3 separate regions of the Mus musculus genome follow, and all the other regions are linked to region 3. A link is a loop called in an ENCODE intact Hi-C map of the cell type or tissue named here. Cell type or tissue: left cerebral cortex. All regions are shown on one strand. Region 1 holds the start of 1810037I17Rik (RIKEN cDNA 1810037I17 gene). Region 2 overlaps Synpo2 (synaptopodin 2). Region 3 holds the start of Usp53 (ubiquitin specific peptidase 53).

Evidence for each region. A loop is a pair of places that touch in the nucleus more often than their neighbours do. Peaks named below come from ENCODE experiments on the same cell type or tissue, not always from the same donor. Only the 100,000 strongest peaks of a DNase experiment are listed, where the experiment ranks them.
Region 1: a loop joins it to region 3, with 9 times the contacts of the local background. A loop is called at or near these places in 10 of 42 quality-filtered maps.
Region 2: it touches region 3 in a loop (2.0-fold over the local background); 3 of 42 quality-filtered maps call a loop at or near these places.

Annotation. Positions count from the first base shown.
Region 1 is chr3:122,920,880-122,928,879 of GRCm38, reverse strand. It overlaps 1810037I17Rik (RIKEN cDNA 1810037I17 gene), which reads right to left and starts at 4,483. Exons shown (of 2, transcript NM_024461.2): 1 at 4,224-4,483; 2 at 2,686-3,401. The coding sequence starts at 4,420. The coding sequence ends at 3,401. It overlaps 4933405D12Rik (RIKEN cDNA 4933405D12 gene), which reads left to right and starts at 4,764. Exons shown (of 6, transcript NR_046036.1): 1 at 4,764-4,817. In left cerebral cortex, a CTCF peak has its summit at 4,790; DNase peaks (open chromatin) are centred at 2,062, 2,282, 3,833 and 4,665; H3K4me3 peaks cover 2,033 bases; H3K27ac peaks cover 1,002 bases.
Region 2 is chr3:123,082,777-123,090,776 of GRCm38, reverse strand. The region is part of intron 4 of Synpo2 (synaptopodin 2); the gene reads left to right. Among named protein-coding and RNA genes, the nearest start is that of Myoz2, 52 kb to the right of the region's middle. In left cerebral cortex, a CTCF peak has its summit at 7,556 (motif pointing right); no DNase peak of the experiment used is centred here.
Region 3 is chr3:122,981,430-122,989,429 of GRCm38, reverse strand. It overlaps Usp53 (ubiquitin specific peptidase 53), which reads left to right and starts at 4,983. Exons shown (of 16, transcript NM_133857.3): 1 at 4,983-5,148. In left cerebral cortex, a CTCF peak has its summit at 4,973; DNase peaks (open chromatin) are centred at 4,095, 4,799, 4,978 and 5,463; H3K4me3 peaks cover 2,956 bases; H3K27ac peaks cover 2,017 bases.

The DNA of each region.
Region 1 (8,000 bases), 61 kb after region 3:
CTATTATAAATAAGGCTGCTATGAACATAGTGGAGCATGTGTCCTTCTTACCAGTTGGAACATCTTCTAGATATATGCCCAGGAGAGGTATTGCTGGATCCTCCAGTAGTACTATGTCCAATTTTCTGAGGAACCGCCAGATTGATTTTCAGAGTGGTTGTACAAGCTTGCAATCCCACCAACAATGGAGGAGTGTTCCTTTCTCCACATCCTCGCCAGCACCTGCTGTCACCTGAGTTTTTGATCTTAGCCATTCTGACTGGTGTGAGTTAGAATCTCAGGGTTGCTTTGATTTGCATTTCCCTGATGATTAAGGATGTTGAACATTTTTTCAGGTGCTTCTCAGCCATTCGGTATTCCTCAGGTGAGAATTCTTTGTTTAGCTCTGAGCCCCATTTTTTAATGGGGTTATTTGATTTTCTGGGGTCCAGCTTCTTGAGCTCTTTGTATATATTGGATATTAGTCCCCTATCTGATTTAGTATAGGTAAAGATCCTTGGGCTGGTGAGATGGCTCAGTGGGTAAGAGCACCCGACTGCTCTTCCGAAGGTCAGAAGTTCAAATCCCAGCAACCACATGGTGGCTCACAACCATCCGTAATGAGATCTGACTCCCTCTTCTGGTGTGTCTAAAGACAGCTACAGTGTACTTACATATAATAAATAAATAAAAAAAAAAAAAAAAAAAAAAAAAAAAAAAAAAAAAAAAAAAAGATCCTTTCCCAATCTGCTGGTGGCCTTTTTGTCTTATTGACGGTGTCTTTTGCCTTACAGAAGCTTTGCAATTTTATGAGGTCCCATTTGTCTATTCTCGATCTTACAGCACAAGCCATTGCTGTTCTATTCAGGAATTTTTTCCCCTGTGCCTATATCTTCGAGGCTTTTCCCCACTTTCTCCTCTATAAGTTTCAGTGTCTCTGGTTTTATGTGGAGTTCCTTGATCCACTTAGATTTGCCCTTAGTACAAGGAGATAGGAATGGATCAATTCCGCATTCTTCTACATGATAACCGCCAGTTGTGCCAGCACCATTTGTTGAAAATGCTTTTTTCCACTGGATGGTTTTAGCTCCCTTGTCAAGGGCTGTTTTTCAATAAAAGTTTACCAACATCAAATCTAGATTAGATGTGCTTTTCATGTAATATGAAATTGTTTTCTAAGCACTTCAAATTGTTAACAAAAAGAAAACCAGCTGGGCGCCTTTAATCCCAGCACTGGGTAGGCAGAGGCAGGTGGATCTTTCTGAGTTCAAGGCCAACCTGGTCTGCAAAGCTGTGTACAGGGCCACACAGTAAGACCCTGTCTCAGGAAACAAAATCAAATGTAAAAGCAAAAGCAAAATCCATTCTTGACTAAAAAGCCTTATAGCAGGTATCTGGCCCATGCCCAGCCTTGTTTTATTCCTGACTTCCAAACATAGCTTGTTCAGTGCCCAGTACTTGGAGCTCTTCACTTTCATCCTGTAACTCAAGGTTAATGCCTCCCTAACAAGTTCCTCCAAGACTTAAGCCAATTCAAATGCAACCATCAGAAGCTACTTCATGTTTAGAAACCAACTGTGAATTTACTAAGGAACTTACCAGCTTACTTTTTGCTTTGATGAGAACAAATTTGCAGCTTGCCTTGAAAAGCCCATTTATTTCTAGTTTACTAAAAAAAAAACATTCTCAGTTATCTATAGGAGTTGGAGCCTGCATGCTGTTCCTTTGTGGCAATTATAATTGTGTATTAACTGGACTTGAGTTCTTTGGAAAGAGCACTATTATAGAGAGAAATTATCACAAGAAATTGTCTTACACAAACCTCAGAAATCCATCATCTATCTATTTATCTATCTGTCTGTCTGTCTGTCTATCTGTCTATCTATGTCTATCCATCTACTGTAGGCTTGAAGCCTAGGGAAGTTTGAGTTCTAGTCCAAACCTCAGGGACTGGCCAGAGTCTGAGAACTCAGATCTGCAAGTACTGATGTCCGCGCAGAGCCCATTCCTGGAAGTAGCTGAAAGGCTGGCAACCTGGGCAACGGGGAAAGTAATGAAAAGGGCTGGAGTAGAGTTTATTAAATATAGCTGTACAGCTTCAGTGGACTTGAGAGGAATGAGAAACACTTTCAAGGGAGCTATTCTAAGGGGAGGGGTACACCACAGAGGCATTAAGGCAGTGGGTCATTGTCCCAGCTGGGGCCCATTTTGGTTAACTCCAAGGTCAGAATAGCCCTGCTTGGAGGCAGAGCTGTTCTCTGAGCCGGCTTGTCCCGCAGAGCCTACTCTGCTGTTGTGTTCTGAGGCCAGACTCCCTCAGCACAGCCTTCACTCGTCTCAGGATGGTATCCACACAAATAGATGTTCCAGCAGAGACATCTGCCTTCTCATCCATGTTCTAAAAGGGGTGGGGTGGGGTGACTGGTCTCACATCAGGGAGGCTTCCTTTACTATTTTCCCAGCATATCAGCTCCTATTCCTGAAACACAGACAGACCCAGGAATAATGTTTTGCCATCTGTCATGGATCCCTTAGCCCAAAGTGACCCAAAAATTCACCATCATACTAAGGTCTCCATCCTAGAAATGTCCAGTTAGCTGACAGCTGTGGTGGGCTGGCCTGGGGCTCAAGAGAATAAAGTACTTGTGTGACCTAATGGCAAGCTATTAACCTCCCCACTCTACCACCAGAGAATCTGACACAGTGTGAAACTAAATTCAGTGATTAAACATTTATTAGAGAAAATTAGTAAGCAGGTCCCAGAGTGTGGTGAACTCAAGAGTCACCTCGGCCCTGTGTGCTAATACGCATACTTCAGTTACACCTTGCACAAAAATTACCCAAGCAAATGCAACAGTATCTTAAGACAACTGTAAACAGTTCACCAAATAGTGTGAATTATAAGGGAGAAGAACACCCCCTCTGAGTATTTTAGACAGTTCTCATATACTGAATAGCACTAAAACCAACAGTAAAGAATTTCTAATCACCCAGGTCTTAAGATGACAAGGAACAGCTTCCAAAATGTTTCTAGTAGCTGCTTTGGGACTGTGGCCTTTCTGAGTAAGTGCTACCTATTCAACTCTAGATAATTATTTTATAATAGCATAGTTTTAAAACAATATTTGAGAAAGTAAGCTTCACAAAGATAACTTTTTTTTTTTACATACATTTATTTCCCATAAGTACTTAAGTTACAGACATTATTAAAAATATATATTATCTATCATTTAGCTACAATCATTACTTCAACCATGAAAAACAGGTTTTAAACATATGATAGTACTTTAGTGAGGTCAAGGGCTGAAGAAAAGGTTAGATAGAGGTGCCGAAGTCAGCTGCTGGAGTCCTCTTCATTCAAGAGTCTATAGTCGTTTTCAAGATTCACTCCAGAAGCCCCATTCTTGACTCAGCAAACCGGTCTGTAAAAACCAAATACTTGTTTCCTTCATCTGCTTATTTTGACATTTAGTGGGACGCTGAACATAGATACTGCTAGCCTATCCCTACATAATTTACACTATTGATAAGGAAAACTAAAGGCCTACATTATTAAGTCATGAATTTTCTACCCAGAGGTGAAAATGAGATCATTAAAAATAACTAAATAATAAATCACTGTTCTTGAAATGTCTATACCAAAATGACTTAACGAGTTTTTATCAAAAAACTGTTTATCTTTTCAAACCCCCCCCCCATTCTCTGCCTTCTAATTTGCCACAAAACCGAAAAAATGAGAGCCAAAGAAACCCAAGATACTCCATTCTTTGACAGATGTAGGACTGGGGATACTCTGGAAGATAATACGCGTTTATCTGCATAAGTTATGGACAAGTTAAGTTTACAAGGCTTGCTTTGGGCTAAGCATTTTAAGCAGGCGCACAACACTCAAATCACTTTAGATATAATCACATTTAACCTGTCATGCTCTATTTTTTATTACTTACGATATTTATTTACTTTTATTTTTATTAGTTTTTAGTAATTATTTTTTATTATTTACGATAGATCTAATTATGGGTATAGGTTTCTAACACTTAACAGTTCGTTTGTGGTGATGAAACAGACAAATATGGGAAGTCAAGTTTTCTCCACACTCCTCTTGCCACTGGGGTGTCAAGGAAATCCATTTTCGCTCTTCCAACTCCGCCATCTCTAGCTGCCGTCCCTCCCTCCCTCTCCGAGAAGACTGAAGCAGCCGCCAGCTTCCTAAGCTCTTCAACTCTGCAACTCAGGATACTCACCAGGGCAAGAGGTACACGAAGACGAACAAGGCCAGGTCGAAAAGGATGAAGAGCCAGAGATCCAGCCAGTAGGAGTGTTTCGGAAGCCCGTTCATCCCGGACTGAGGTGCCTCATCTTGGTTCCTCCTTCCAGCTTCGAACGAGCCCCTCCGTTCCCGGACACCGTCGGTACCAGACGCCGCCTGGCTCACCTCCATCTCCGCGTCGTTTCACTTCCGCGCAACTGAGACCAAACCTGAAGACCGCTTCGCGCCCAGTCTAGCAACCAATTCCGGGTAACCCCGCCAATCGACTAGGCGCCCCGCCCCCGCCGCCGCGCCCCGCCCCGCCCCCGCGTCCCCGCCTTCCGGACTGCGCAGGCGTCCTCCCTTTCTAGGAATTCGCCTTCTTCGGCATTCCCGGGAACGCGCAGACTCCGCTGGGCCGGCTGCTCTTGGCGCAGGCGCTCTGTTCCACCACCCCTCCTCGCCCCCCGAACTTGGCGAAGGTGTCTGCCCCGCCTCCCCGACCGCACGCATGCGCTCTGTGCCCCGCCCCGTTGCTTCCTGGTGGGGTGTCCCCTTGCGGTGTTCAGAGGTGGTTTCTAAGGTGCAGGTGAGCTCTCTCACGTAGCTCAAACGCTGCCTTGCAGGGTGCATTACTGGTTCTCCCGGTTTCTGGGATGAAAACTGTCTCAACTCCTTTTCTCTGAGATGATGCCAGAACTTCAGGAACCGCCTCAAAGGATTCCAGCCTTGCCCACCCACAAAAGTAGTCTTTTTATAAACATGAGCGTGTGGGGGGATGTTTTTCTTTCTTCCTCCCTTCTTCCTTCCTTCCTTCCTTCCTTCCTTCCTTCCTTCCTTTCCTTCCTTCCTTCCTTCCTTCCTTCCTTCCCTTCCTTCCTTCCTTCCTCCCTCCCTCCCTCCCTCCCTCCCTCCCTCTCTCTCTTTCTTTCTTTCTTCCTTCCTTTTAAAAAACTAGATCGTGAGATTCTCTGATAATAACTTTGGAGACGACAACATTGTGTGACAATGTAAAAAGGTTGGCAGACCCCGTAGAATCATCTCTCCAATACACGTAAACTTTTTGGTTTCTTACATGTTTGGGAAGTGTGTACAGTTTGAGAACTTTGGATGATTTTGTACAGACTTGAGCGATTTGCTCATAATTTTTGAAACAGTTTTGATGAGGTGGACGTTGTAAGGGTCCATGATTCGCTGAAGAATGATACTCCAGACTCAAGTAGTTTGTAAACACACAGAGTGTTTTATTTTGTCGAAGTCCAGCATGCTGGAGTCTCCCATTACCAAGTATGCTCGCTGCACATTGGGGGAATTCTCGGATAGATGGGCTTTGTCTTACTCTTATCTCGGGCATTCCAGAAGCATAACCTTGGTGTGGTGGCTAGAAACTTGCCTGAGGAATCCTGGGGTAGGTGGCCTTATCTACTCTCTCTTAAGGACATTCTGAAACTATTGCCTGGGTGTGAGGGCTGAAAACCCATTGTCCTTGCTTCAGGCCAGGTTGGGTTTTTTTTTTTTGGGGGGGGGGGGGTCGTTTCTGATGGTAGGGCACTTTCTGACTAGCTGCCTGAAGCCTAGGATTTTAGGCCTAATCCCAGGAACTGCCAATTAGAAGTCTGTCATGGAATTAGCCTGTCTCAATTACAGTCACGAATTTTCAGAAGGCTCAGATAAGGTAAAGCGTGGAATTTACATAGGTATTTCATGGGAGTATTTTAATAAGCCACTCAACTCTATGTCAGAATATCCTGTAACCATTAGATAAAAACCTGTTGGAGTCTACTAACTTAGCAGCCCACTAACTTATACCAACCAAGTAGCCCTGATAGCATCGTGGGCTTACAGAAGAGCTTTCTCCTTTCCTAAATCAGCCTTTCTAAAGTACCCACCAGTGTATTTTGGGCTTGCCTTGTTTTATTACTTTCTTGGTTCTGTGAAGCAATTTTAAAAACTTCACGAAACTGTTTCCATGTGGGAATATGGAATTGGGTAACAGATATAGATCTGTGTCCCCATGGCCATTCAGGGTGGCTCCTGAATAAACTGTCTCTTTCTTTTAAGATGAGAGCTGTAGTTTTTGCATGGACAATACGAAAGTTGGTTATGGATTTAGAAAATTAGGGAACAAAAATAACAAATTATCTAAGGTTACTAAAATAACCAAAAAGTGAACTTTAATTTCAATATCTTAATGCTATTGTTGTGTCAGCTAGCTAACTGGGCTTCAGTTCACTAGTAGGTCATACAGACAAAGATAGCATGCAGCTGTAAAGAAGAACACTGTATCCTTTGCCTTGCAGGTTGCAAGAATGAGAGCCATTTCCTGGGGATTAATCAGATTGTGTGTTAAGGTTCAAAGCTCTCCACACAAACCACTTAGACTCCAGTCTCAGTTAAGCAAGAATAGTTTATTGAACACACACCCCGAAGACTGATTGATCAGGGTTGAAGCCTCCGCTCGGGAGCTAAGACTGGACCTTGAACATACAAGGGCCAGCTTATAATGGAAAAAGAAAAACAGTAAACACATACACAGCATGGCAGGGAGGTTGGCTCTGACTCGGGCTCTTTTGGCTGTCTAGACAGAACCGTTCTGACTGACCTTTGTTCTGGTTCGTCCTAAGCTTTGTTCTGATTGGAGCTTATGATTGTAGAATTTCTTAAGATTTCAAAAAAAAATCTTAAGAAAATACAGAACGTTGCATGGTATGTGGGCAGCATGACCCTGCTCTGAGCTATGCTATTTTTCTGCATCAATAACTGGCAGGCATGGGACAAAAAGGCTAGGGCTATGCTGGGGGAGCAGGCTTCAGCAGCTTGCTGTAGACAGATTTCTCTCCCTTTGTGGGTTAGAAGTTCCCTGCATCGAATTAACATTGAGTGTTTACAATACTTAAGAAAAATAAATGGAACTGTTGATTCTTTCAGAGGTAGATCATATGTCCACTGGCAAGGTAAGACCACTTTCTAATTATTGAAATAGGACTGAGAAAACTTGAATTTATTAAAATGGAAGTAGCCTGACATCAGGGGAAAAAAAAGACTCTGAAATGTTTCCAAGTACCCCTGGTCCTGAGTTGCGTTTCCTGCCTGTGGAGGTGTTGGTTTCCTTGATCTATCCAGGGAGGATAGGGCATGCCTGGGCGCTAAGTGAGTGGTACCCGTGTGGAAGCATTGTTTCTGTGGGGATAGTAATTACTGCAGATAGACAGGGGCATTTATGTTGAATTCAGTTGACGGATCCTGCACTTCAGACTTAACTGGCCTGCTTCTTGAGTACTCCTCATAATAGCAATGAATGTAGAGTGTGTTGCTAAAGGAATGCTGTGCCACTTGGTTAAAAGCTTAGTAAGACGAGGACTGGCTTAGCTGGTAAAGACATTTGCTGCCAAGTTTGAGGCCCTGCATTCAACCCCCATGACTCCCAAGGTGGAAGGAGAGAACTGATTCCCACATGTCCTCCCTTGCACGAGCATGCATGGGCATGTGTGCATGCCTGCATGTGTGTGTACACACACAATAATAATTAATAATAACTCAAGAATAGTCCTGTTCTGAAATCAAGGTATATTGTCGCGTATGACTTTTGCATTTCCCCAGCCCCCTCAGACCTTAGGACCTCTCCATTTCTGTGTGTTGGATTGTTTCACTGCTGCTAGAGTGTAACCCAGCTGCCTTCCTCAGGCCGCTAGTGAATCACCTCTCGTCTGTTTCTTCTTTTCCTCCTAGTCACTGTTTCAGTCCCTGTTTGGTTGCTGGGAGGAGTCACTCT
Region 2 (8,000 bases), 100 kb before region 3:
TTCCAAGTTGCTTTTGCTCATGGTCTTTACCACAGAGTAGAAACCTACCTAAGATAATCACTAATACTATCTATTGCTTTTCTTATTTGGTCTTATTTTAAGGAGTGTATTTCAGGCTACTTTTACAATCTGGGTATAATTTTCTATGATTTCTCGTTTGTAAGTTCAAAGCAGTTTGAAGACATAGAGTGATGCCTGCAAGCCCAGCCCTGGAGAGATGGGAAGGTGAAGGATTAAATCTGAGATCCTGCCTCAAAGACAACACACAACAAAGTAGCTTGACTCCAAAATGTCAGAGGTCAGGGGAGTGCGCTCTTTCTGAGTCCCTTTCCACATGGGCCAGATGTGTGAAATGGGCTGAATTTTGGAAGTTGACCAAACATTTCAGTGATGATAGGAAAATATCCTATTTGCAGTGGTATGATATGGAGATCAACACTCATTTAACAAATGTTTTCTAAACAGCTTTTAGTTTTGATTCTAGGTACCATTTTAAGAATACCCCTCCCCCCCCTTCCCCTACACACACATTCTTTTCTTTTGGACATTTTTTTGTTATTGTTGTTTTTTGCATTCTTGAAATAAGGTCTCACCCTGTAGCCTACAGTTCCCAATCCTCTTGACTCAGCTTTCTGAATGCTGGGGCTGTTGGCCTAAGCCTCTGAGCCCAGCCTTTAGAACTGTTTTCAGAAACCGTTGCTCTTAGATAGACTGCAGACCTTAATTTCTTTCTCCAGGAGAAAAGTGAAATGATTAAGAAAAACATTTCTCATGTTAAATTGAGTATACACCTAAGGGGAGGCAGGCAGGCAGGCAGGCAGACAGACAGAGGGGAGCTTTGAGAGAGATGGAATTCATAGTAGATTGCATGACAGTTGAGGAAGGACAGAGACGTCACACTCTGCATCTGGGGCATTGTGTTCCGAACAGAAGGATCAGGTCTCAGGGACGAGAATGTCTAGTGTCTCAGGAATTGCAAACAGAGATGCACCCAGGACACAGCAGATTTCGCTGGCTATGCGTGGGCCAACAAAAGACCTCTGGCTTTTCCTTCCATGGAGTGGGAAGCCATAGCAGAGTTTTCATCATTGAGCTGAGTGTCATAATCTAACTTGAGTTAGAACAAGCAGTAAGACCGGGATCCTGAAATTCAAGTAGAAGAAGCAAGGGTGGAAGTAGGGACATGCAGAGCCGATCCAACAGGGCTCTCGATGGCCCAGCCCAACAGGGCAGCAGTGGAAGTCAGGACAAACCACAGGTACTGGAAGTGTAGTGAGGTCAGCCCTCTAGAGATTTCTGACCAATCAGCGTGTAGACATATAGAACGGGGAGGAATGGTGCTGACTGCAAGGATCATAGCAAATGGAAAACTGGGATGGTCTTTGTGCTTGCGTGCTTGCTTCCAATGGCCCACCTCTCCTAGGACCTCTGCTTCTCAGATATCCTAATCAATGGCTTAAAGGCTAAGGAAATGCACTCTGCTCCTATTTATTTGCTTTGGACCTCTCCAGAGCTGCTCATGATAAAGATTATGTTTGCAAAATGTATTTTTTGATTATGTGCTTAAAAGAGAAAGGTACCAGAGGAGTTGAAATAATATTTGTCAAGTGGAAATGCTTTCTCCGTGGTGCATGAGTAAGCAAGATTTCAGCCAAGAAAATTGTTTTAGCTTTGTGCAGTGTTTATGAGATCAAATATTTTGAATCTGAAAACCTGTATCAGGTTCAACTCCTCTGGCTGCTACAACAGTTCCCATTGCTTTAGAACTGCCTTTCTTATTAGAAGTACACTTGAGATGGCATTTCCCTGCTAAATTCATTACCACGTAGTTCAATAAGAAACCAACTAAGCTGTCTTGTTAACAAGCTACATAAATCAAGAACATTTAATTGACCTGAAAAGATGGTTGATAAAAATTTGAGAATGTCCCTTAGCCCCTCCGTGTTTCTATCCTGAGTGTAGAGCCTGGAAGTGTCTCACCAGCAACAGACAGAGACGCATCTAAATGTGATCTGTGAATAGTTCCTGTATGCTGGTCACCAATAACCAGTATTGATTGGCACAGATTAGCACAGAATTTAAATGGCTGCTTCCAAAAGTCCTAAGATAGTTTTCATGGATTTAAATGTTATGAGAGATGGTTACTGTATGCCTGTTGTTTGTACCCCAGGCTGACCTTGAACTTGTTCTGCATCTGGTGATGACCTTGAACCTTGACCTTTCTAGCTCTATTTCCCAAGTGCTGGAATTACAGGCCTAGGTCATCATGATTTTAACCGATTCTTCGTGTATGTTAGGCAAGTCCTCTGCCAACCCAGCTCCAGTATCAGAGTCCAACGTTTTGTTGTTTGATTGGTTGGTTTTTAGTTTGTTTGTTTTACAAATGTCTCCCCGTGCAATTTCACATTTTGCTTTCCGTAAAGTCTACCATTCTACTATGAATGATGAACACTTGAGTTTGTTCTCTTTGAGACAGGAATCCTTATGGAGCTCTAGCTGACCTGGAAACCACTATGTAGCCCAGGCCTGCCCTTAATTTGCAGTGATCCTCTTGCCTTTGTCCCCTGAATTCTGAGATTACAAGTGTGACAGCTGAAAGAGTCAGATGCAGATATTTGTACCCAACCAATGGACAAAAGCAACTGGCCCCTGTTGTCAAATTAGAGAAAGACTGGAAGAAGCTGAGGAGAAGAGAGATTGCTCCTGTAGGAGGACCAGCAGTCTCAATTAATCTAGACCCCTGAGATCTCTCAAACACTGCACCACCAAACAGACAGCATACACTAGCTGATGTGAGGCCCCCAACACACATATAGTAGAGGACTGCCGGGTCTGTGTTCATTCAGAGATGATGCACCTAACCCTCAAGAGACTGGAGGCCACAGGGAGTTTAGAGGTCAGGTGGGGTGGAGGTGGGGACATCCACATGGAGACAGGATGGGGTGGGGAGGAGGTGTGGGATGTGGAGCAGTCGAAGGTAGATGGGGGGGGTGATAAAATATGGAGTATAAAAAAATTAATTAATTAAAACAAAAACCCCTCTGAGCCAGGCATAGCTCAGTGGCAGAACAGTTGCCTAGGATAAGCAAAGCCCTGAGTTCAATTCTTAGGACAGAGAGAAAGAAAAAGGACTGAAAAAGACCTCTGCTGTGAGACTCCCTGTGCTCAGCTCCTCACACTAACTGTCCTTAGCTTTTGACCTGAGGGGAGGCTACTTACCTTGTTCAAGTGCAAGAGGTACACAGATAGAAAACAGAGATGATGATAGTGTCCGGTTCATGGGTCTGTGTTGAGAATTGTATGAAGCTGTCCACAGAAGCAATGAACACGCACTGCCTGATACACAATGATAAACAATGTATTCATGTCATCTATAATTAAAGGCAAAAGTAGAAAAATATTATTTAGTATTCGCTCCTCTTGTGGGATATATTACCCCACCTGGCTCATGAGTTCAGTGAGCATCTTGTAGTCTTTACTGTATTAAAAATATTGAGCTATTTTAAGATTGGTACACATAAAAGGATTAGCGTGTACTCTTATGGGTTAAAGAACCAAATGCTCTAAATATAGGATTGACTGACCCATGTAAGTTATTGTCATATCTGCCAGATGACATGGACCCATGGGCAGAGTGACGGATAGTTTAACTTAGCCCCCGGGTTGGTTCTGGGTATGTGTGAGTACACACAGTTATGTGTGTGCATGCCCACATGTGTGTGTGCGTGTATTTCAAAATGTTTCTACATTAACCTTACTTGACAAACTGAAAGAAGAACATAGAAAATGGAAGTCAGGGACAAGATGGTGAAAGTGATCAAATGCGTATTGAGGGGCAGAAGTTAGAACCTAAAGTCTGTAAAGAAGTAGACGCCAGCTGTCTGTGCTAAGTCATGTCTGTAAGCCCAGCACTCAAGGGACTAAAATAGAAGGGCCACTCAGAGGGCCAACCTCAGCTACAGAGTGAGACCCTGCTTTGAGCCAACCAACCAACCACTGGGGAGAAGGAGAAAGAAGAGAAAAAGAGTGTTGAGAGATTGTGTTTCTGAGGCACCAGGATCAACAACCAGGTAAAGCCAGGAACGGAGGTGTGGTTCAGTATAAGGAGGAAGTCCCCAGGCCAAGGATGCATGATGCCCTGGAAGGAAATTAGTCCTTTTCTGCAAGGCAGGGCCTGCGCAAGTTGTAAAGTCTCTCCTCTTAAGACCATTGAAAGTTTCTAGACGTTTTCCTTGAAAATAATTTGTAGACTAAAATTCTATTCCATGTTTAGCCCATATTTTAACACAGAAAACTATGATAAAGGGCTTTGTACTTAGCTGGCTGGAAATGGCGTGTGCATGCATGCAGAACGATAGTGAAGCTGGCGTCTTAGCCAAGAAACCCCAGAGAGGAGCGGCTGCGCACTAACCCGAGTTCAGAACAGAGCAGTAGGCTTTACAAAGATAACAATGGCGCGCTACTTCTGCAGGGCTCGCATCCTCAGCCAGGTCCCTGTGACTGTACGTACCAGAACGTGGATACAGACAGTGGAGGGCAGGGGCTCAGAAACCCTGGCCTTCACTTCAGACCATGTAGGAGAAGAATTTTTGAGTGGAGTCTGAGATGAGCTGACCTGAAAGGCGGTGTGAGGACAGCTAATGGGTCAGAGAGGGCTGTGACCTGACACGCTCAGGAAATCTGGAAAGGGAGAACACAGGTTGGCAAGCAGTTTTGGCAAAGAACCAGGAAGTTTGCTGCCTCGTGCCCACAAATGGTATGTGTTTCCCCATGGACCAGGAGAGGTCAGGAGCAAATGAGAGGTGACTGGAAGTCTCTAGGCTCCGGAGGGGGCAGATGGGTCCGAGCAGCTAGCTACAAGCTAAAGTAGACAGCTTCCTAGCTGAATCCAGAAGAGTTTCAAATTACCTCCTAGAATGCACAGAAACGGCTCATGTATCAATTGTTGCTGAGATGAAGTATGAAGACCAAGAGCAACCCGGGAAAGAAGGTTCGTTTCATCTTAGCGCTCCCAGGTCATACTCTATCACTGAGCAGGTCAGGGCAAGCACCCGAGGCAGGAACCGAAACAAAGGCTATGGATGAAGGCTGCTTATGACTTGCTCCCTCTGGCTTAGCCTGCTTTCTTATACACCCCAGGACACCCTGTCCAAGACCGGCACCACCCACAATGGGATGGCTCCTCCCATATCACAGGTTCATCAAGAAAATGCCTTACAAAGTTGCCTTCAAGCAACCTGGTGATGGTATCTTCTCAACTGAGGCTCCTCTTTCTTTCTTTTTTTTTTTTATATACATTTTTTATTAGGTATTTTCCTCATTTACATTTCCAATGCTATCCCAAAAGTCCCCCACACCCTCCCACCCACCCACTCCCACTTTTTGGCCCTGGTGTTCCCCTGTACTGGGGCATATAAAGTTTGCAAGTCCAATGGGCCTCTCTTTCCAGTGATGGCCTACTAGGCCATCTTTTGATACATATGCAGCTAGAGTCAAGAGCTCTGGGGTACTGGTTAGTTCATAATGTTGTTCCACCTATAGGGTTGCAGATCCCTTTAGCTCCTTGGGTACTTTCTCTAGCTCCTCCATTGGGGGCCCTGTGATCCATCCAATAGCTGACTGTGAGCATCCACTTCTGTGTTTGCTAGGCCCTGGCATAGTCTCACAAGAGACAGCTATATCTGGGTCCTTTCAGCAAAATCTTGCTAGTGTATGCAATGGTGTCAGCGTTTGGAAGCTGATTATGGGATGGATCCCTGGATATGGCAGTCTCTAGATGGTGAGGCTCCTCTTTCAAAATAACTCTAGGTTTTTGTTTGTTTGTTTGTTTTTGGTTTTTTGTTTTTGTTTGTTTGTTTGTTTGTTTTGTTTTTTTTTGTTTTTTTTTTTTTTTTGAGACAGGGTTTCTCTGTGTAGCCCTGGCTGTCCTGGAACTCATTTTGTAGACCAGGCTGGCCTCAAACTCAGAAATCTGCCTGCCTGCCTCCCGAGTGCTGGGATTAAAGGTGTGCGCCACCACACACACACACACACACACACACACACACACACACACACACACACACATTCTCTCTCTCTCTCTTTCTCTTTCTTTCTCTCTCTCTCTCTCTCTCTCTCACACACACACACACACACCACACACATTCTCTCTCTCTCTCTCTTTCTCTCTCTGTCTCTCTCTCTCTCTCTGTCTCTCTCTCTCTCTCTCTCTCACACACACACACACACACACACACACCACTCCACATTAAGCAAGAATTAAGAACCATGGGCTAGGTCCTCAGGGAGCAGTCTTGTGTCTTTATTATGAAATCTCCCCCTCTCAAACTGTCTGTTTCCAAGACCTAAAAGCCTGAAGATGGGGTTGCTGAAAAAAAAAAAAAAAAAAAACTCCTTTTCTCTTTGCTTTTCTTTATCCTCGCCCATTACACCAGGGAGTCAGAGCAAGGTGGGAGAGGAAACGAGTACATGGAGAAAGGACGGGAACCCCTTCTCTTAAAGTTAAAATTAGAGCTTAGACAGAGGTGGAGCCTTTAAGACTGGTTTGGGCAACTTGAATAGCTACAGAACTGTCCTTAGAAGTAAACAGGATGCCAGAACCTGTTTGGTTTGGGCAACGGAAAGATCTCTTTCCCTTTGTTAAACACAACTTCAAAGATAATGGAGCAAAGAGAAACAATTTGACGGGGTCACCAGGAAAGCCAACTTGACAGATTAGTTACTAATACATGATAAATACTCTCTAACCAAAAATATCTTTCATTTGGGCTAGTCAGAACAGCTCAGTGGGTAAAAACAGCTGCCATGCAAGCCTGCTGTGAATTTAGTCCTCCATCACACAGGAGGAAAGAACCCACTCTTGAAAACTGTCTTCTAACCTCCACACTGAGGAAGTGCCGTGTCACTCACACACACACATACACATATACACTATAATATGGCGTTCTTTGATTCCTCTGATAACAATAAAGCACACAGTAGAGGCCACAGTCCACAGGGTTAGGCTGGCGTTCGACCACGCCATCAAACTTCAAAACCGAAGAAATACCTCTGGTATTTTCGGGTCCTTTAGTCATTTCTGGATCAAGGCATGTCTCATGGCTTCAGTTAGCAGCTAAGTAGAGGGCAGCAGGAGCCTGGACAGAGATGGACAGAAGGATACAATACCAACAAACAAGACATGAAGATTAAAATTAGGGATTTAGGCGAATGTGAGAATAGAAGCACTTGGTCTTTTGGGCATATGCAAAACAATTATGTACCTAAAAACGAGTTATTTATATTGTGATTATATCTCCTACCTAAGATAATTTAAAAGGTTATCCCCTCATGATTAGCAGCTAATGGACAATAAAGGTACATGTGGTGGGACCATGTAAAAAAAACAGTAGTCAGTTTATTCATAGAGACAGGCTCCTCTTCCATCGCACAATCCATGGTGCCTTCATACTCAACAAACATGCATTCCACGTGGAATTTCATTTGACTTTCAATGTGATTCATTTGAAGATTTTTTTATGTATAGGAGTATTCTATCTGCATATACACCTACAAGCCAGCTGAGGGCATCAGATCCCATTATAAATGGTTATAAAATACATGTGGCTGCTGGGAATTGAACTCAGGACCTCTGGGAAAGCAGCCAGTGCCCTTAACTTCTGAGCCATCTCTCCAGTGCTCAATAAGATTTTTAATCCCCCTTCCATAAAGCCCTGACTTTCTCTTTTATAAACACACCTCAGAGTTTTACTTTTCTCTGTTCATAATTGACTAATTAACATTTATGTTTTAGCTGAAAACAAAAAGCCTCATCCTTCATATTAGGGTATCACTGAAAAGTCTTAGAAATTTTAATTTCTATTAAGTTTCAACTTCTAAGAAGATTTTCGAACTAAGTGAGTCAGGAGAAAGAGGAGAAAATAAATTTCTTTCAGCAAGTGATATGTATATACATCACTGTAGTGTGTACAGTCACATCATGTGTGTATGTGTGTATGTAT
Region 3 (8,000 bases):
AGAGAAATCCTGTCTTGAAAACAAAACAAAACAAAACAAAACAAAACAGAACAAAACAAAAAATCAAGTCAAATTAATTATTCTAAATACAAACTGACACTGGCGGGCGAAGCGTAGGTACAAGCCATTCTAAAACAGCCCTCGATGAGCTGCTCTGATTAAGAATCAGTGGTGGGAAACAACAGAAGAAATACTTCTCTAAACTGCAATCAGACTCACTGCAAAAGTGCAGTTTTATTTTTGGGTGGCACATTTTTTTTTTCCCCAGAGGCTGACAATATGAGTATATTATGAACCAGCCACATGGAGCACACTGAGTTTACCAGGGACATGCCAATAAGGCCACCATCAGGAAATCTAGGTAAACAGAGTAAATGATGCCCAAGGCTCTTCAGAGGAAGACCCACTTGGGAGTGACACATTTGAGATAAAGACAGAAAAATGTTTCCTATTACTGATCACTTAAATGTCTAACTCATTTTTGGTTTTCCAAGTTCAAGGGACCCAGGTAGTGCATACTCCTGTGTTATTGTTTGTTCTTATACATATATGCTGTCCTTGCAGGGTCTTTCCAGCCTTTGCTTATCTCTGACCACTATTCTTTATGCTACACTAGAATTCATTTGAAGTATTTTGTAGAATAAGGTAAAATATAATGAATTAAAATGAATTGGTTTGGTACTCACTAGGCCTTCAAAAATTGAGAAGAGATTATTTTTAGATTAAGAACACAAGTGGTATTTTCAACATGAAGTAGTGCCTTAAGAGAAATTGAAGATAAACTGCCATTGCTGTAAAGGACAAAAATAAGAACACTAAGTTCACATTCCTGGGAGGTGGCTTTCAGTTCACTGTGATAGGATCTTAACAGAAAGTCATAAAAAGGAAAGAATGGGTTCCTTCCCCTCCTTCGGGAAGGAACAGATCCCTACACAGTGAGAGTCTGGACCAGGGGCATTCTGCCAAGAAACAGCACATAGCTTCGTGTAGCATCACACTATCAGGTGACACAGTATTGGTAACCAATAATACTACAACGTAGTTGCTTTTATCTGAAGCATTATCAAGTGGCATGGATTATTATTCACCCTAGTTTTTACAAATAAGAAAATTAGAATGTGTCAAGGTAAAATAACTCAAGAGTATGAAATTGGCTAAGCTATCAGCAAAACTTAAGGAGGCCACAGTTTAAGTCACTTGGTATCTTACCAGCAAATGTTCTTGGAATAGCAGAATCTTAGGAGGAACGGGATGGAGAGCCAATAAGGTTTAAGCCAAAGAAGGCTATGTAAGATGCCAGGGATGTTGAACTTGACCTTCTTGTGTTTATCAAAACGTCTCAGAGGCTGGGGCATACAGCGAATATTCAACCCTTAACTTCTTTGAAAGGGAAAGATAACCCTCAGGGACCATATTCTTTTGGACTGGTGACACCAAATACCAAAGGACATTGCTGCAGTAGCTTCCAGCACACTCCTATTCTGCTTTGCAATCAGAGAAAAAGGCCCTTTTCTGTAAACTCTGAAAACTGCTGAAAAGGGGTCAGAATCACCCCCACACTAATTGCCTAACAGATAGGTAAAAAAAAAAAAAAAAAAAAAAATTCCATCTGGGATTATACGCATGCTGTGATGAGTGGGAAGGGTCTGTTACTAAGGGCAGGGGATTTTATTTGGAGTTGAATGATTCTTTGTTGTGTGGGAGGCTATCTTGTCCTATGTAGTTTAGTAGCATCTTCACCTCCAAATATCACAACCAAAATTTTCAATTAACCACTGCCACGTGTCCCACAGGAGAGAAATATACAGAAAATAAAGTCAAATGTCCTAGTTGAGATGTACACAGGAATAAAGAATGTAAAATCCAGGCTGGTAGGAGATACCAAGATATTGTTAGATAAGTAAAGAGATCATTCTTTACTTGTAGATCATTTTTTGTTTGTAGGCATTGGCAAGAATTTTGGATTTTAGTTCATATAAATGATAAACCATTGAACAATTTTAAGTTGGGAACTAACATGAATATACTCTGAAGGATTTAATATCCTGAGAATAAATGAGACCTTATAATTTACAGTAAGGCATATTATCGTTTAAACTTGGTTGAGGAAGGGCAGCAAGAGAGTTCCATAGGTAAAGGCACTTGCTGCCAAGCCCGACGGCCCAAGTTCCATCCCTGGGACACACATGGAAGGAGAAAACCGACTTCTAGACTTCTACAAGTTCCCCTCTCACCTCCACGCGCGTGGTATACAGCACGTGTGCACACTACACAGATAAACAAATGGAAGTAATCGTTTAAATCCCTGTAAAGTGAGAGGAAACACTGACGAACTAGGAGGAACGTCATGGAAAGGATTATGTCACAGAAACCGAGATATACATGGAGGAACTGGTTTTGACTAGAGTGTTCTAAGGCTCATCCCTGAGTCATGGTCTGAAAAATCTCTTCTTACTTAGCTTTAGTTTCCTCTCTAACTCTTGGTCACACTCCAAACTAATCATGCCATTCAAGAACCTACAAGGGCCCCCATTACACCAAGCCCACGCTAGCCTTATTTTACTTTGAACAGGCACATGTCTTCCTTCACACATCCCCAGTAGCTCTAATTTTTGCCTAAACAGTTTTATCAATTCTAACAAACAAAATCAACTACAACTTTTCATCCCATTCACTAAACATGTATTTGTTAAACACTGGTGCCAGATACTTAATGGTTGGGAGCCTTTTGCTGCTTCTCTGAAGCAGAGAAAAATCTGCCTTTTAGGCAGGGTCAAGGCAGGTCAGGTCTGTTGGCAGATTTCCTGGCCTGCTGAGGCATGGAAAGATAAGAGGAGATACACTTGAAGTTCAAGGCGAGAGGCTGAAGATTCTATTGACCTAGGTGGGAGGAATAGGGAGGGTTTTGGATGGGAACAGCAAATTGTTTGTTAGCTTGTGGCTTTGCTTCCCAAGGTACTGGTATAAAAAGGCTATGAGACATACACTCCCTGCTGGTGTGATAATAACCAGCAGCCCTCCCATATCTGTCTCTTGCATCTTTTCCCGATCTTTCCTATAATCCGCCTCACTCCCCAAAGGACTGTTTTGATTTCATAGCAGCCAGACTCAACTATGCCCTAGAACTTCAGTGAAAAAAAAAAAGATAGTTCTTGCTCTCTAGGGCTTAGTTAATATGCAATTGCTTGTCAGACCTCCTCATGAATGTTTTTATAGGTAAAAGACTTCGCCTAACATCTAATTTTGCCTCAATCTCTTAGCTGCTTTTTCTCCTTGTTGCATTTCACAGTACCCCACCCCATCAGCCATGACTTACCACACCTAGCTATAATGACTTCCAGGAACTACTGGATCCCCGCTCCTCTGGACAGAAAGTTGCTACTCCTACCAGTCCTCAGAGGCAGGAATTTAGCCACAGGGTAGTACATTCCTCAGTCTGAGTTATCAGAAAGAGGTATGCTGGTACTAGGAAGTGCTGGGCTTCACCTAGATGATCTAGTGTATTCTCTGACACACCAAAGCTACTCCCTTGTAGGAACCCTTAACCAATGTGGTGAAGATGGTTCCTTCATAATTTAGGTCTGCTCACCCAGGGACTGTTTGAATCTAACCCCCAACATTCACCTCACATCGAGGAACAGTAATTCTGAGTTAATACAACCACACTGTGACCTTCCTAACTACCATTTTTTTTTTTTCCTGGGGGAACAAGGCGTTCAGATCTTGTTACGTCAAGAGTAGGACATTAACATAACTAAACCTGGACTGCTTGTTCCTTGGTCTATTTTTAAGACATATTTAAGGCACTCATGTAAAATACATCCGAGAATACACAATATAGCTGAAGGGGAAAGAGGTGACAGAAGATATATTAAACAACACCTCAAAACAGAGTGCACCCGAGAGGAAACAGTATGGTGCCAATTCTTTACATTTCTAAGAGCTGGTTTCTCCGGCTCCTTCCCGTCGAGGTTTTAATGTTAATGTTGAGGACGGCGTCTATGGCTTCATGTTACTTCTTTTATGTGGTACATAATAAATTCTCACTGATCCCGGGTCAAACACAATAACCTCACTGCATGTCACCCACCAACCTGCAGGGTCTCCCTCATGCGATTTCTTCAGGTAAACTGGAGTCCCCTTTGAGTTTATCTAAGTCAACTTTTATGACTCACGCCAGCTTTGGAAATGTCTTCCAAACCTACATCTACCTTTTTGAGTCATCTTAATCATCAGCCAGGTTTTTTTTTCCCCCCTTTGTTTTGTTTTTCCTTTTAATTATCATCCCAAATAAAAGTTTCCCAGACAAAGGCTAGTCTGGTTCGCAGCAGCAGCAGCTTGCAACTCAAAACCTGCTCCACATCGCGGAGAGGATGCTGCCAAAATTTCTGACAAATACTAACTGGGTCAGCGCGGTTATGAAGACGTTCGTTTTATTAGTGGTCACGAAAGCCCCACTTAGGGAAAATACATTCGCGCCAAAGGACACCATTCAACTGCAAACAGACCGTACCGACTCCCTAAGGGGACCGCCGGGGTGCCGACCCAGCAATGGCTGAAACCCACAGAACCCCGGCTCAGATCCCCGCGCATCCGCACTCAGGCTGCAAAGCCGCCAACCAAGGCGGACGACGGCGGGACGCCCGCGTCTGCCGTGGAAATCCGCCGCAGTCCCCAGCCCACCACGCAGCCGCTCGCCGATCCGCCACGTCCCGTCTCACAGCCCGCCCCGCGCGCCACCCCCGCGTCGGGGCAGAAGCCCGAGCCCTGCTCTCGCGGGATCTCGCGCCTCACACAAGCCCTCGGAAAGGGAGCATCACCCGCGGGAAAGCCGGGAACTCACGTGCGGGGGCGGGGCGGGGCGGGGCGAGACGAGGAGGCGGGCCCGGCGCAAGGGGGCGGGGCGTCCTGACGCGGGGGAAGGCGGGGTCCAGAGACCTGTTGATCGCAGGTGTCACTGCCCAGACCGGCCCCTGGGTCTTGGGCGTGCGCGCATGCTCTGCGCGGGTCTGGCGGCTGAAAGCGGCGGTGTGGCCGTCTGTCCCTGTGCGTGTCGCTTTGCCTGTCACGACGTTGTGGGTGTCGGCGCGAGGCGGAGCCGGGCCAGTGGGACTGGAAGGGCTACGGCGCCGGGAGGTAGAGCTTGGGGTGAGTCGCGGGAGCCCCCGCTGGGCAGAGGGCGGAGGACTCTCGGTCCCCACGGCCTGGCCCCGCTCGGGCGCGCTAACCCGGGTGGCCGCAGGCTGAGGGCGGGATTGGGCCGGGTCGGGATGCGCTGGCCAGGCTCCTGCGGTTCCCGGTGCAGCCCCACAGCTGCCGGAGCACTGAGCCTTCACCAGGGCTCCAGCGTGATTGGCGTTCCTCCTTGGCGGAGCAGACTGGATTGGATGTGATAGAATCTTGGCTTGGTTGGTTTCTCAGTAGCTGGACAGACGGACGGAGTTAATGTTTAGCTTCTAAACGGCGGTTTACGGTACAATTACCAAACTACTCGCCGGCGGCGCGGGGGAACAGGAAGTGCCTGCGCAGGTGTAACCGGGAGGATGTGAAGCCCTGCAATCTGAGCCTGTTTTGAGGTTTTGTTATTCTCCTGGGGTTTGTTTTCTCCGTGCAGATCCCGATAAATGCTTGCAAAAACGTACTGCACGTCCTTATCTGCTTGCGGTCTTCCATAGCTGGAAACATATTCTTTCCTCCAAATATATTTTCAAGGCTACTTTTGAGGTACATGGGCAGTAAACCTAAGTTCTCTGTGGTGAGCCCTGGAGCTTGTTTAAGACCAGGCACGCTGATTTTCACCTTTAAAAGGTGGAGCCAGTGCTGACACGAAGTTATGATAGAATGGATTGGTGACATTGATAACTTGTCAGTTTTATTTTCTGTTGTTTTCAATTCTGTGTCGATGATGGTCGAGGCAGAGATCCCTCATCCTATTCTGTTAAAGAAAAAAGGAAAAAAAAAATAGTGAAGAAAGGGTCTTCAAAAGTAATGTGTGATTTATCTGCTATTGTCAGAAGAATTCCTAATAGATTTTCTGCGGGCAAGAGTTGTATGGAAAATAAGGTTTTTGACTTATCTTTTAGAGACTTTTAAAGTGAGCTCCTTTGGACAACTTGCTATAAACTTACAGAAGTGATTTGTTTAGTTTGTAAATCGAATCAATGTATTAAGTATTTTTCCCAAAGGATAAAAAACAAGAGACCCTCCAAACAAGCCTTTTCCTTAGGATTTTTTTTTTTATTTATAAAGTTGTCTATCGAACTCATGATACGTGGCACTAACAGTTTATTACTTTAAAGGCGTCACTTTTTTTTTTTAAATAAAAGTGCCATTTTAGTGGTAGGACACATTTTCTACTTATTCTTGCCCTTTAGTAAGAAAGCACCCCCCCCCACACACACACACAATGCCCTTACAGTTTCACTATGTGCTCTGATTCAAAATATTTCTTATATTGTTTAATTTCAGAAGTTTATTTTCACTATGTAGTGTCGAAAAATGCAGTTTTGGTGTACAGTGGCTTAGAAGTTTGTTTTAACAGAATAAAGTTTAAAAATGACAAGAAATCTGATCTATTTTAAGGGGTGATGTGCACTTTTAGATGCTAACTTCATTAGACACCAGCTCCATTATGTTGGAAGTCTGTAGTTGTAGAAGGAATGAATCAAGGACTTTGCTTGACTCTACAACTTTCTGAAAACTCGTCTTCTCTCCGTACAGTGGTCGTTGAAGTTAGCTGGCAAAGGTGAGTTACTGAGATACTAAGCAGTCTTGTTATTTCACAGCTTTAACTATAAGGTGTGACCTAATTACAGACCCTAACGACAATCTACAGAAAGCTTGGTAGCTTATATATTGCACATGCCAACATTTTGAACATAGTGCGCTATGGTATGAGGCTCTTCCTGAGATTTTGTGCTAAGGATGGACGTGTGTTGATTTGTGTCCTCCTGGAGAAGCAGGGTAGACATTAGTGACGATACACATGTAGTATTGGTATGGTAGATTATTAACTTTGTGTTGCAACGATTATTCAAATGCTCATTTACAATGTATGTGTATAATAGAAACAAGAAATAGGTGTAACTACTCGACCATTCATAAATCTTTACAAGTTCTTGGGTTTTTTTGTTTGTTTGTTTGTTTTTTTGGTTTTTTGAGACAGGGTTTCTCTGTGTAGCCCTGGCTGTCCTGGAACTCACTCTGTAGACCAGGCTGGCCTTGAACTCAGAAATCCACCTGCCTCTGCCTCCCAAGTGCTGGGATTAAAGGCATGCGCCACCACGCCAGGCTCAGTTCTTGGAATTTTATTAAATAACTTTATATACCACTCTAATCTTGGCAAGTAATTGAGTTCTTTCTCTTTTTTTAATAAGAATCACACACACTCACACACACGTATTTGTATGCCAATTTCTTAGTGGTCCATGACAAGAAATGTAGTGTTTGCCTATAATTTTGTTATTTATGTACTTGGTTGTCTTCCTGTGTAGCCTAGGTTAACCTCCAGTTTGTAATCCTCCTCCTTCAGTCTCCCAAGCCCTGAGATTATAGGTGTACTATATAAGGCTTAGAATCACATCTTAATTTAATTGCTTTTCTGTGTGGCTGATTTTTTTTTTTTGTAACATTTTTCTTTTTAAAAAATGCTATCAGAGGAGCCTGTATTGGGCCACAGGAAGAGTCCACAGGGCTCAAATTGCCTCATGTATTCATATTTGTATTCTGGAAAGTAAAATTTTATGTAAACCTTCACTGTCCTACCTTTCAAAGCTTTACGTGTGCCAGTGTGTGTGTGTGTGTGTGTGTGTGTGTGTGTGTGTGTTTTGGTGCTGGTCATTGAATTTGGTCATGGGCCTTGCCCATAGTATAGTAGGCCAGTGCTGTGACCACAGAGCTATGAGAACCTCAGCCCTAACTTTAATTACACTAGTAAATAAATATCTGAGATAGCATGACATCTTTGTGATAGTATGAAGTTTATCATATTGAGCAGTAAA